2 separate regions of the Homo sapiens genome follow, and region 1 is linked to region 2. The links are chromatin loops, found by intact Hi-C in ENCODE. Cell type or tissue: OCI-LY7. All regions are shown on one strand. Region 1 overlaps HSDL1 (hydroxysteroid dehydrogenase like 1). Region 2 overlaps MBTPS1 (membrane bound transcription factor peptidase, site 1).

Region 1 (2,500 bases), 56 kb before region 2:
CAAAAAAAAAAAAAAAAAAAAAAAGATGTGTGAGATCCCAGCCTCACACCATCACAAAACGCCAGGAGGATTAAAGACTTAAACTGAAAAAGCAAAAATGTAAAATTTCTAGAAAATAATTCGAAAAAATTTCTTCATGACCTGAGGCTAAGGAGGGATTTCTGAAATAAAACAAACCCTAAAGCAGAAAGATTGATATATTTGTCTCTTTCAAAATTAAGACATTCAGCCAGGTGCAGTGGCTCCCACCTGTAATCCCAGCACTTTGGGAGGCCAAGGCAGGTGAATGGTTTGAGCTTACGAGTTTGAGACCAGCCTGGGCAACATGGTGAAACCTCATCTCTACACACACAAAAAAAATTTAACTGGGCTTGGTGGTACATGCCTGTGTCCCAGCTACTTGAGATGCTGAGGTGGGAGGATGGCTTGAGCCCGGAAGGCGGAGGTTGCAGTGAGCTGTGATCATGCCACTGCACATCAGGCTGGGCAATAGAGCCAGACCTTGTCTCAATAATAATAACAACACATTTAGTTCATGAAAGACACTATAATGAGACACAAAACATACAGAGAGCTAGTATCTAGAATATTTAAAGAATTCTTACAATTCTGAGAGAAAAAAAAGGAAAGGACAAAAGATAGGAACGGGCATTTCATAGATTACAAAACACAGAAAGCACATACATATAAAAAGGACTGCAGCCTTACTAGTAACCAGGGAAATGTAAATTAAAACCATAATGAGATACCATTTCACAGCCACCCTGTTGGCAGAAGGTGAAGCTTTGGACGCTACCAGCCAGTGACATTGAGGAGTGGCACGAACCTGCTGCTGGCGGGAGTGTGAATGGGTTCTGCCGCTTTGCAAAAGCATTTGGCAGTGGAATGCATGTGGACCAGCAGTTAAACCATGGGCAAATCCCTTTGCGAACTCTTGCACAGGTGTGCAGGAGATGGGGACAAGCGCTCCCTGCAGCACTGTTCCTAACTGTAAATCAAAACCAGCAGAAACAGTGCACGTGCCTAGCACCAGCAGCAGGGGGACCTGTGAATCGTGGTGTATCTGAACCAGCAGCAGGGGGACCTGTGAATCGTGGTGTATCTGAACCAGCAGCAGGGGGACCTGTGAATCGTGGTGTATCTGAACCAGCAGCAGGGGGACCTGTGAACTGCAGTGCATCTGAACCGTGAGATACTGTGCAGCTGCCGAGGAGGATGGACTATATAGCTGCAGGGGCATGGATGAGTCTCGGGAATGATGTTGAGTGAAAGAAACAAGTCACCAAAGGGTCCATGTGGTGTGGTTCCTTTATGTGAGGTTCAAAACCAGGCGAAACTTAGCAATACTGTTTTTTTTTTTGTTTGAGACGGAGTCTCGTTCTGTCGCCCAGGCGGGAGTGCTGTGGCGCGATCTCCGCTCACTGCAAGCTCCGCCTTCCGGGTTCACGCCATTCTCCTGCCTCAGCCTCCCGAGTAGCTGGGACTACAGGCGCCCACCACTGCGCCCGGCTAATTTTTTGTATTTTTAGTAGAGACGGGGTTTCACCGTGGTCTCGATCTCCTGACCTCGTGATCCGCCCGCCTCGGCCTCCCAAAGTGCTGGGATTACAGGCGTGAGCCACCGCGCCCGGCCAGCAATACTGTTACTGTTTCAGAATACATGCTTGGGGTATACAGCTGTTTTGTTAAAAGAGTCAGGGAGTGACTACCCCAGAATTTAGGAGAGAGGCTGCCTCCAGGATAGAGGAGGGGCTGTAATCAGAGGAACAGCATACAGGACTTCCACGACACTGGTTTTGTTAAGTAGGCTGGTGGCTAAGTGGCTGTTTTATTATTCTTTGAACTGTGCATAATAGGTTTTACATACTTTTGTATATATTTAAACATTTTTGCCAGGTGCAGTGGCTCACGCCTGTAATCCCAGCACTTTGGGAGGCCGAGGTGGGTGGATCACTTGAGGTCAGGAGTTCAAGACCAGCCTGACCACCATGATGAAACCCCATCTCTACTAAAAATACAAAAATTAGCTGGGCATGGTGGAGGGCACCTGTAGTCCCAGCTACTCGGGAGGCTGAGGCAGGAGAAACGCTTGAACCCAGGAGGCGGAGGTTGCAGTGAGCAGAAATTGCACCATTGCACTCCAGCCTGGAAGACAGAACAAGACTCGGCCTAAAAACAAAAATTTCTTTTAGTTACAGAAAAATTCGTTTTCTATACATCTCCTGCCCTCCAGAGGCCTGTGCTCTCCTTGGACAACCAAGAAACCAAGATATAAGCAAGTTGAGTGTTTAAATAGAATCCAAAGCAGTGTGTGCTAAGTGCCACATGGGTAAGAGAGGTGGAGAGGAATTCAGAGGTGGGGGCAGTGCCACGGCCTGGGAAGGGAAGGGACAGGAAGGGAAGTTTCTCCCCAGGGCTGACATGTTGTTGGTGCTTGTTAGGAAGTGATTGAACGGAGGAGAAGACATGGGACTTGAAACGTCAGGAAGAACAGAGGATT
Region 2 (2,500 bases):
ACCGAACTGTGGTGAGATGTCATCCACTTTGTCCCCAGCTCCCCGTGTAAACGCTTTCACCAAACCGTGATGAGATGTCACGTCCATGGCCTTCATCACCAGCCAGCTTTTTAATGGCATTTGAGAAATGTCCTTCCATCATCACAGCTGCAGTGGAGGATGCCTTTACTCGGTATCCCAGTATGTGCATCCATGGTCCTTGGGTTTGATGGTCAGAAAAGGGCTTCCCTTCAAATTGGGCTCCTGTTTTCTGACAGAATATGAGATCCTATTCTAATTTTCGTTTTGCCCCAATTCTTAAGAAGCTTAAGCAAGTACTTATTAAAACGTTATCCCAAGTTAGTCGTGTGGTTATCTTGTTCCTTCTCAGTGGTTTCTTATTTCCTCTTTTACAACCGTTTGAAACATCCACTCATACCGTGTACTTTTTTCCTTGTAAAGAAACATGTTTGGGTTTTTTTACATTTTAATTTTCTAATTTTTCTAACATATTTCTAATTTTAACTTATCTAGAGATAAAGCAGTTTCCAGTTTCTGGTCTTGGTGATAAGCCAGTGTCCACTTTCCAGTCTGGCATGTCAGCAAAATTAAAATACTTATCTTTTAATTGCTTTATGCCTTTGCCATTGTTCTGGTTGTTATAAAATATATTTTTAAAAATTTACTTTCTACATTATCGTTTAAGCTTATTTTCTGTATTGTAGTGAATTTCTTTGTTTTTTTCTCTTTTTTTTTGGGGGGGGGGCGGGTGCGGGGCTGAGGGGGACAGGATCTCACTGTGTTGCCCAGGCTGGAGTGCAGTGGCACAATCACGGCTCCCTGCAGCCTTGACCTCCCGGGCTCAGGTGATCCTCCTGAGTAGCCGGGACTACAGGCTTGTGCCACTACATCTGGCTAATTTTTGTATTTTTTGTGGAGATGGGGGTCTTACTGTGTAGCCCAGGCTAGTCTGGAACTCCTGGGCTCAAGCAGTCCACCTGCCTCGGCCTCCCAGAGTGTTGGGATTACAGGTGTGAGCCTTGCGCCTGGCCTGGAGTGAATTTCAGACTAAAACCAGTACCTTCCTAAGGTTATACAGTTTTTAACTAACCCATATCTCTGTTCTGATTTGATTCACTCATGATTGCATGCGGCTGTATGCCAATGTGCGAGATGTAGCAACCAAGCTGCTTTTATTCATAGGAGCTACCAGGAGGCTACGGTCGCATGAAACCTGACATTGTCACCTATGGTGCTGGCGTGCGGGGTTCTGGCGTGAAAGGGGGGTGCCGGGCCCTCTCAGGGACCAGTGTTGCTTCTCCAGTGGTTGCAGGTGCTGTCACCTTGTTAGTGAGGTGAGTGCTGCCCCCTAGAGACCAGTAGCTCCCACGTCAGGACAGGAGCACTCGGTGCCAGCAGAGCAGGAGTCGTGTCTTGCTTCTGCCCTGTCTTGGGTTTGAGAGCTTAGGCCCTTCACAGCCTTGCTCTGTCTCTCCTTCTTCATCTCTGCAAAGAGGTAGGAGTCACTTCTTTTATAGTTAGATGAAGTGAATGTGAACACACTTTATAAGCCTAAGTAAACAAAGTGCTGATAGGCAAAATAACCTGTTTCTTTATGTTTGTGTTCTGTTTTCTAATATCCCATTTATGTGCTAGAACTGTGATTTTTATATCCAAGCAAGCATAAATATCAGGCAGGGAACAAATAGTAAGATATTTCCCTGCCATATATCCTCCATTTCCTTGGGGATTCACTTTAAAAAAGAAAAACAAAAAACAAATCCTACTGCGTATATGTAAGATATACAACATGATGTTATGGAATACATATAGATAGTAAAAAGGAGGTTACTCTAGTGAAACGAATGAACACATCCATCTTCTCACAGTGTTACCCATTTGTTGTTTTTGTGAAGGGGACTCACCTTTTAATGTTCTCTATAGCAAAGGATGTCAGAGCCACCAGGGACTGACAGTCACCACTCTGCTTTGTCTCACTGAATCTCATGCAGTTGGAATGGAGCTTAGTGACTGGCCCTTAATCTTGCAGATAATGAAACTGGAAGAAAGTTCTCAAGGAGGCCGGGTGCGGTGGCTCACACCTGTAATCCCAGCATTTTGGGAGGCTGAGGCAGCAGGTCACCTGAGGTCAGGAGTTCAAGACCAGCCTGATCAACATGGTGAAACCCTGTCTCTACTAAAAATTACAAGTTAGCCAGGTGTGGTGGTGGGCGGCTGTAATCCCAGCTACTCAGGAGATTGAGGCAGGAAAATTGCTTGAACCCGGGAGGAGGAGGCTGCAGTGAACTGAGATCGTGCCACTGCACTCCAGCCTGGGTGACAGAGCAACACTCTGTCTCAATCAGCCAATCAATCAATAAAGTTCTCCAAGCGAGTAGACCAGAGTTGATGTTCACATGTTCTCACTTTCATCGGTGGCCCGTGTTTCTTTACTCTCAGTTGTAAAAGGATGTCTTTGGGGCTGGCATTTATCTTGTTACTGTATTTTCCCCAAAAATAA

The links. Hi-C counts contacts between places; a loop is a spot of excess contacts. Peaks named below come from ENCODE experiments on the same cell type or tissue, not always from the same donor. Only the 100,000 strongest peaks of a DNase experiment are listed, where the experiment ranks them.
Region 1: it touches region 2 in a loop (11-fold over the local background); 23 of 110 quality-filtered maps call a loop at or near these places.

The regions. Positions count from the first base shown.
Region 1 is chr16:84,139,955-84,142,454 of GRCh38, reverse strand. All of the region lies in intron 1 of HSDL1 (hydroxysteroid dehydrogenase like 1), which reads left to right. Among named protein-coding and RNA genes, the nearest start is that of HSDL1, 4.0 kb to the left of the region's middle. In OCI-LY7, CTCF peaks have their summits at 859 and 1,058; a DNase peak (open chromatin) is centred at 1,004.
Region 2 is chr16:84,083,817-84,086,316 of GRCh38, reverse strand. It overlaps MBTPS1 (membrane bound transcription factor peptidase, site 1), which reads left to right. Exons shown (of 23, transcript NM_003791.4): 10 at 1,183-1,334. Among named protein-coding and RNA genes, the nearest start is that of MBTPS1, 32 kb to the left of the region's middle. RefSeq lists a silencer at 1,337-1,386. In OCI-LY7, CTCF peaks have their summits at 1,135 and 1,342 (motif pointing left); DNase peaks (open chromatin) are centred at 336 and 1,346; H3K4me3 peaks cover 1,005 bases; H3K27ac peaks cover 1,320 bases.